Regions from separate parts of the Homo sapiens genome. Here regions 2 and 3 are each linked to region 1. Evidence: chromatin contacts called from ENCODE Hi-C or POLR2A ChIA-PET data. All regions are on one chromosome and are shown on one strand. The core of a region is the stretch at or near the end of the contact, and the rest is flanking DNA. Distances in the headings are between cores, read along the strand shown.

Region 1 (2,516 bases), core at 17-2,516:
GTTGTCACTCCCAAACACGGGGTCGCGAGCTAACGTTGCAGGGCCCCGGACTCCGCGTGGGGACCCCGGCCCCGCCCCCCAGCCTGTCGAGTCAATCTGAACGCTCTGCGACCTCGGGCGAGTCCGTCCCCTCACTGCGCGGCCTCACTGCCACCCCTACGCGGCCGGCGCTCCAACCCTGAAAATTCCAGCAGCGCACAAGGAAACCGTAGTGCCGGGCGCCTCTCGGGGTGTAACCAAAGCACCGGCGCCGCTCCTGGCGAGGAGTGAGCGCCCTGGACAAGCCTGTGGCTAAACCCACGCCAGCCCTGATCGCTGCTCTTAACTAGCATCGTAAACAGAAGAGGGTATCCCCCCGACCGCCCGAAGCTGGGGAGCCGACCTTCAAAAAAGTCAGGGCTCCCATTGTCTACCTCAGTTTCCCTATAATGTCTACAGGTGACCAGAATGAAACAAAGGCCTCACTCCACACCACCTTCTCAGCACATAAGGGGGCGGGGTAGCCCCAACCCGGAGCGCGCGCCTGGGGACAATCAGGCCTGTGATTTGAGGGGCAGGGATGTGTCGGGTCGGGTAGAAAGGGGCCTCGGTCTTCAAACGAACGGAGATCCGGGGCAGGGCGCCCCGTGGAGGGACCTGCATGGTGGTGGCTGCGCTTGGGGACGGGCGGGCTGTTTCCTATGGTGACCGGGGCGAGGTGAGGGCTCCTGAGAGCTCCCCCGCGCCCAGGGACGCAGAGCGTCGCGGACCCCCGCCGCGCCCCTTCCTCAGCCCGGCACTGGCGCCCGAGATCCTCGTGGAGCCCGAGGGGAAAGATTGCAAGGGACGTCCCAGGGAGCAAAGCCCCGCAGCGTGGCCGGGGACTCGGGGACCCACCCCAGCTCCGGCGCGGCCCCGCCCCGGGTCAGGCAGTTTCGGGGCGCAGCAGGGCCCTCCCCACGGCGCGGCAGTCCCGGGGAGGGGCCAGGCCCGTCAGCCCTTCGGCCCTCCCGGCGACCCTCGGAGGGCGCCCCAACTCAGACCCGCCCGCCGGCCCGCGCAGGGTCGCGAGCGCGCGGGGGTGGCGCGGGCGGGGCCGTTGGGAGGCGGTGCGGGCTGGGGGCGGGGCGGGCCGGGGCCCCACGTGTCCCTGCCCGGCGGGCCAATGGGTGCCCGGCTTTCGGAAAGATCGCCATATATGGACATGTTCTGGGGCCGCGCGCGCCGCCGGGCCGCGCGGGCGCGCCGCTTCCGCTTAAATAACGGCGGGGGAGGCCGCGGTCGGTCTCAGTCGCCGCTGCCAGCTCTCGCACTCTGTTCTTCCGCCGCTCCGCCGTCGCGTTTCTCTGCCGGTGAGCGCCCCGCCCCGGGGCCTGAGCTGGACGTCGCAGGCCTGCGCCCCCCGACCCCGGCTGGCCCCGCTTCCAGCTGCCGAGGCCTCGTCGCGCCTTCCCCGGGAACAAAAGGCGGGGTGGGCCGGGTCAGGCGGACGGGGCTGGGGGGGCGCCGGGGGTCCAGGGCGGGGCCCGGCCGCAGTGCAGACTTCCGAGCCGTGGACGTTACGTAAAAGGCCCGGCCTTCGGTTCCAGGCGGTTGCGATCTTGGAGGCCACGGCCGCTGGGGTTGGGGCAGGGCCGAGGCTTCCCCGCGGGAGGGCATTAGGTGGCTGTGGGGAGGGGACCGTGTTACAGACGCGCCCGCCTGAGTCCATCCTTTTCCGGGCAGGTCGCAATGGAAGAAGAGATCGCCGCGCTGGTCATTGACAATGGCTCCGGCATGTGCAAAGCTGGTTTTGCTGGGGACGACGCTCCCCGAGCCGTGTTTCCTTCCATCGTCGGGCGCCCCAGACACCAGGTGAGTGGATGGCGCCGCGGGGCTCCTGGGTTCTGCGTTGCGGGGTGGGTTCGGTGTCGCCGGCGAGGCTGACGGGTCGTCCCCTGCAGGGCGTCATGGTGGGCATGGGCCAGAAGGACTCCTACGTGGGCGACGAGGCCCAGAGCAAGCGTGGCATCCTGACCCTGAAGTACCCCATTGAGCATGGCATCGTCACCAACTGGGACGACATGGAGAAGATCTGGCACCACACCTTCTACAACGAGCTGCGCGTGGCCCCGGAGGAGCACCCAGTGCTGCTGACCGAGGCCCCCCTGAACCCCAAGGCCAACAGAGAGAAGATGACTCAGGTGAGGCTCGGCCGACGCCCGTGCTCCTCCCGTCCTTTCCCCAGTCATTTTCTGCCCGGCTTGATTTCTGACATTTAAGTGTTTCTTTCGCTGTTCCAGGCTCTGTTCCTCTCCCGGCATTTCCTCCCTGAAGCCTCCAGGTTTCTCATTTGGTTTCTGCCTGCGTTCTTTTCTTTTCTCCACACATCACACTGGCATGCAGCATGTTGTGGCGTGTGAGCATGGGGTGGCCGTGGGTCTCTGTCCCTGACTAAGCCGCCCCTTGTCCCTTCTCAGATTATGTTTGAGACCTTCAACACCCCGGCCATGTACGTGGCCATCCAGGCCGTGCTGTCCCTCTACGCCTCTGGGCGC
Region 2 (2,516 bases), core at 17-2,516, 950 kb before region 1:
CGATTCTCCTGCCTCGGCCTTCTGAGTAGCTGGGATTACAGGTGTGCGCCACCACACCCAGCTAATTTTATATTTTTAGTAGAGACTGGGTTTCGCCATGTTGGCCACGATGGTCTTGAACTGCTGACCTCAGGTGATCCACCCGCCTCGGCCTCCCCTCCCAAGGTGCTGGGATAACAGGCTTGAGCCACCGTGCCTGGCCTTCTATCCTTCTAACCCTTCTAGTGAAACAGGTACTGAAGGACACACACACATCTCTATTGTTTACAATAATAAAAAAGCAGAAGCAACTGTAGCCTTCACCCCACAGGCGAATTCCCCTGGACACAGGTGTACTTAGAATAGGACGCAGCCACCACCGGGGATGAACGACCCATGGAATGTTAGGAAGCCTCCTGCCACGGCGTCACGCGCAGAAGTGCCAGCCACAGAGCAGCATCCACAGGAGCCCATTCCGGCAATAACAGCTACAAAACCCCCCTGCGTGCGCTGCGCGGTTGTTGCCATGGCCTGGAGACAACCGCGGAAGGCGCCGGTCAGCAGCCGTCACCCGCTTCCGCCCCTGCACCGGCTGCTCGGTGACCCTCAGAGGGGCAGGTTCGAAAACGCCTAAAACCCTCTCGAAACGCTTCTGATCATTCCCGCCACGACCGCTGTTTACTCGGACTGTGGTGCGCGGCACGAGAGGCTCGGTCTCCGTGCGTTTCCGCGCTTCGCGGGCGTGGGAAAGATGGACAAGTTCAGGGAGAACCGCGAAGACCGAACCCGCCCTGCAGAGCGCAGCGGACCCCGCGCCGGCCGCCTCCACGCCGAGCGGGCCCAGGGTGCCGAGGCCGGGGGCGCCTTGAAGAGCCCTGAAGCGAGCGAGCGGCGGGCCCGGACCGCCAACCTCGGCCGCCCAGAGCCCCACAGGACAAGCACCAGGCGCGCGCCTCCCCGGCCCGCGGCGCTCACCTTGCGCGTGCAGTGCTCACACTTCATCTGGAGCGCGGCGGGCGGGAGGCCGGGCGCCTCAGCCTCAGGGAAGCACCGGGAGACTGGGACACCACTGCCCGCCGCCCGCGGCCCTTTGTTGTCCTCCCCCGACGCGGCCTCACCCCCAACGGCCGCGCTCGGCCAATGAGAGCACCGGGAGAGGACAAGCCGCACCCCTGGGCCAATAGGATTCCCCACCCTTACGGCTTTGCCTAGGCCAATGACAGTGTCGGGAAGGGGCGGGCCAGGCCCCAGAGCCAATCGGAGCGCGCGGGGCGGACCGCAGGCTCACTCCACGTACGGCGCCGGGGGGACCGGGTCCTTGCGCCGGTTTCCGCTTCTCGTGGGTCCTGCGGCGGCGGCGGCGGCCAAGCGGCGTTCACCAGGGAGTCGGTGAGCGCGCGGACTGTCCCGAGGCCAAGCTGGGGCCGTTCCAGGGTGCTCGGTCCGGTGGTCACGGGGCCTGGAGGCCCCTGGGCCCGCGGAGGCCGCGGCCGGGCTCTGTCAGCCAGCTCGGCGTTGGACACTCGCCTTACTCGCGGCTCCTAACGGGGCGGGCCGGGGGCACAGCCCTCGTCCGCCGCCATTGCCACTTGACGTCGTGTCACGTAGGCTCGGCGGAGTAGCAGCGCGCATGCGCGGCCTGCCTGTCAGTAACCACGTGATGGACCCGGAAGCCCGAGGGCAGATGCTAAATGATGGCCATTTGACATTTGCGTGTGTTCACTATGGATAGTTTTACCAAGTACATTGATTTGGGCCCTTACAGCTTACAAAGTAAAGATAACACTTACTCCTCCAAGAAATTGATTTCAGCTAAGCAAAACATTGATACAGGGCTATAATGGAAGTGTTGGACTCATAAACGTTTTATGAAATCAGTGTGTGTGTATTACAGAAATCAGAAATGAGAAGTAAGAACATGTCTGGGAGAGTGTGACATAAGAAAAATAACTTGTAGGCGTATTTAACAGACAGCAGCAGTTCTCAGGATTCCCCATGTTAGAGCCTTCCTTCCTGTCCTCTGAGAAATGAAAATGAAATCCAAAGACCCCCAACTGACTACACGAACCCCCTACTGGCTAAGGAGATCCCAGGGTTGCCTTGAAGGCAGTTCTCAGCCATGACAGATGGGAGGTGAGACACCTGTTATTAAGGCCAACCCTTGGCTAACTACCATTAGGTTTTCTTGGCTAAGAGCTTAACGGAAACCAGCGCTTTCGAAAGACTCCACCGCTGATAACAACTCTCTCATTTGCAGTTTCGGCCCAATTGACCAGTATTCCTTACTGATAAGAGACACTGACCATGGAGTGGTTCTGGTGAGATGACATGACCCTCGTGAAGGGGCCTGAAGCTTCATTGTGTTTGTGTATGTTTCTCTCTTCAAAAATATTCATGACTTCTCCTGTAGCTTGATAAATATGTATATTTACACACTGCACCTCATAGATTCCTGTTCCCTTTGCCCCTCCCTGGAAGTGTCTGTTTCTGGCTTCTGGCCAGAGGCAGTGCTTCCCTGTCTGTCAGAATGGCCACCC
Region 3 (2,516 bases), core at 5-2,504, 700 kb before region 1:
AAACACATGGGGTGGTGGGGGAAACCAGGGAGCTGGACACAGGGTGGGGGGGTCCTGGGAGTTGGACACATGGGCCAGGTTGGGGGTCCAGGGAGCTAGACACAGGGGGTGGGGAGGGGAGTCCAGGGGACTAGACACAGAGTGGGGGGTGGGTCCAGGGGGCTAGACACACAGTGTGGGGGGTGGGTCCAGGGAGCCGGACATACACATGGGGTGGGGAGGGGGCATCCAGGGAACCAAGTCTAGGCAGAGGCAACTGGCGCAAAGGACCTGAGGCAGAAGAGGGTTTGGTGTGTGAGGCGGGACTGAGGACTGTGGGCGAGGGAGACAGCTCTACCAGGACGCATGGTTCGGGGAGGACAGGCTGCAGGGTGCCTGGGCTGCAGGCACGGCACGGAGAGGAGTGATCCAGTGTTAACAATGTGGGTGGAGGATGACACCAGACCCCTGGCTTATTGCCCCACCAGGGGAATTCCCAGACACCAAACACCCCCTCCACTCCCACGCAGAATTGCGGGCTGAGGGTTCGGGTGAGCCAGGCTGCTCTGTCCCGGGGCCGGGCTCTGTTCATCCATCCGCAGATGGATACGGACACGTGCCTTTTTCTGAGGATGTGAATGGTTGGGAATGGCTGTGCCTGAGGATGTTGTTCCCACAGGATGGTGGGGGCGACTTCGGGCCTCGGTGGGTCCCGACCCCCCTCCTTCCCCCAGTTCCCTAATCAGGGTCTGAGCGACCGCGCGCACGGCCCCTGGGCCCCGCCGGTCTCCGAGCCCGTGGGCAGCGCCGGGAACTCGTGCCCCGGTGGCCGCAGCCGACCCTTAGGCAGGACTTCGTGGCGCCCCCGGCCCGAACAGACCCCCACGGGCAGCCTCGGCCGCCCCGTGCTCCCTTCATCTCAGGGCAAAAGCTCAAGTCAACCCTTCGGGACCGCGAGCCGGGCGGCCTCAGGAAGCGGGCGCCTGGGGACCCTCGGCCGGGCCGGGGGCGGCGAAGGTGGGGGCGCCTCGCGCGGCGGAACCCGCCGTCCCCATAGCCCGGAGCCCCGTCCGGAGTCGCCCCGCTGACCGGTGAGGAGGCCGGGCTCCCTCCTTCGATCTGCGGCGGTGGTCGGGTCGGCCGGGGCGCCCCTCGGACCCGGGCGCAGCGCGGAACCCGGCGGGGCGGGAGGGGCCGGAACCTAGCGCCAGGGACCCCGTTTCCTGTCGGCGGGACCCGAGCGCTGCACCGAGCGCAGCCGGACGCGGCCGACTGACCCGGTCGCTGTGGCAACGCGGCGGGACCTGGCCAGCGCTGCTGGCGGGCGTTAGGGTGAGGTGCGGGCGGGCGGCGTGGGAGGCGTGGGAGGCGTGGGGGGCGCCGCTCCGACCACTCTTCCTGTAGAAAACCCCAGCAGCTGCCGTCCTGTCGGACGCAGCGCTTTGGTGGGGACCTGGAGCGCGAGGTCGACCCTCAGAGCTCGGCCAGGCCCGGACCGGGGATCCCCTCGCGGAGGCTGCGGCGGGGCGGGGCGGGGGTTGCGGCCGCGTGGAGCGGGAGCGTTCCCTCGGTCTCCCGTGGGTGACCTGGGGCGGTGGGCGCTGCCGACCAGGGCCCCGCAGCCCCGGGAGAATTCCCCGGGTTCCGCCGCCGGCAAGGACGGCTCCGCGCCCAGGCAGCCTTACAGTGTCTGTGAGTTTAAAAAAAAAAAAAAAAAAAGAGAGGAAAAAAAAAGGCCGGAGGCGGTGGTTCGCGCCTGTAATCCAGCACTTTGGGAGGCAGAGGCGGGCAGATTGCTTGAGGCCCGGAGTTCGAGACCAGCCTGGCCAACATGGTGAAACCCCCTCTCTACTAAAAATACAAAAATTATTGGGCGTGGTGGTGCACGCCTGTAATCCCAGCTACTCCGGAGGCTGAAGCAGGAGAATCGCTTGAACCCGATGTTGTAACTGAGGGAGTTATAGAGAGAACGCCACACTCTGAGACTACTCAGGAGTCCTGTATTGCCAGCGACTGACAGACTGCTAGAGCTGCAAATTCCCTCGGCCCCGAAGAAGGGGCTAGATTTCTTTTGATACCTTGGTCTAAATAGAGGAGGGGAGGCTAGCTGAAGCGATTTTTTTACAGAAGCAGAATAGGCAAAAAGTTAAAAGATAAATGGTTACAGAAACAGTTACAGGAAAATAAACAGTTCCAGGTACAGGGGCTTAAATTATCACAAAGTGATAAACGCAGGGGCTTTGGGTACCATCAACCGAGCGCGTTCCCAGGAGCTGCTGGTACAGCTTGCTCCAGTTTCTTATCAGTATTTTATCAGTAAGCGCATTCCTGGATGTGCTTGGAGTCAGCTTGCCCCAGTTATGTCCTTAAGGGACGGGGACAAGGGGCTGCAAGCGAAGAAACCAAAATGGTGTCTGTCCGGCCCTCTCAGCTAAGAGAGAGTCAGTCAGGTTAAAACAAAGTAGGGTACCACACCGAGAGGCGCAGGTTGCGGAGAGCCAAGATCGCGCCATTGCACTCCAGTCTGGGAGACAAGA

Evidence for each region. A loop is a pair of places that touch in the nucleus more often than their neighbours do. ChIA-PET counts read pairs that join two places held with the same protein, here RNA polymerase II (POLR2A). Pooled maps may share reads with other maps.
Region 2: a pooled map shows a loop between it and region 1 (9-fold over the local background). The contact joins the promoter of NARF-AS2 here to the promoter of ACTG1 in region 1. A Hi-C loop is called at or near these places in 3 of 37 single-sample maps with no recorded cell type and 8 of 50 pooled maps.
Region 3: a loop to region 1 is called in a pooled map, with 6 times the contacts of the local background. The contact joins the promoter of CCDC57 here to the promoter of ACTG1 in region 1. A Hi-C loop is called at or near these places in 2 of 37 single-sample maps with no recorded cell type and 4 of 50 pooled maps. POLR2A ChIA-PET finds 5 or more read pairs at or near these places in 1 of 52 experiments (activated CD4-positive, alpha-beta T cell).

The regions. Positions count from the first base shown.
Region 1 is chr17:81,511,549-81,514,064 of GRCh38, reverse strand. ACTG1 (actin gamma 1) reads left to right here and starts at 1,266. Exons shown (of 6, transcript NM_001614.5): 1 at 1,266-1,331; 2 at 1,705-1,833; 3 at 1,923-2,162; 4 at 2,439-2,516. The coding sequence starts at 1,711. RefSeq lists silencers at 1-30, 661-1,140, 1,341-1,510 and enhancers at 161-210, 241-520, 1,731-1,820.
Region 2 is chr17:82,457,269-82,459,784 of GRCh38, reverse strand. NARF-AS2 (NARF antisense RNA 2) reads left to right here and starts at 1,266. Exons shown (of 3, transcript NR_184099.1): 1 at 1,266-2,112; 2 at 2,237-2,347. NARF (nuclear prelamin A recognition factor) reads right to left here and starts at 1,044. Exons shown (of 11, transcript NM_012336.4): 1 at 955-1,044. The coding sequence starts at 981. RefSeq lists enhancers at 290-1,122, 1,556-1,705 and a silencer at 706-1,525.
Region 3 is chr17:82,211,580-82,214,095 of GRCh38, reverse strand. It overlaps CCDC57 (coiled-coil domain containing 57), which reads left to right and starts at 1,254. Exons shown (of 19, transcript NM_001394669.1): 1 at 1,254-1,311. RefSeq lists an enhancer at 1-843 and a silencer at 794-1,713.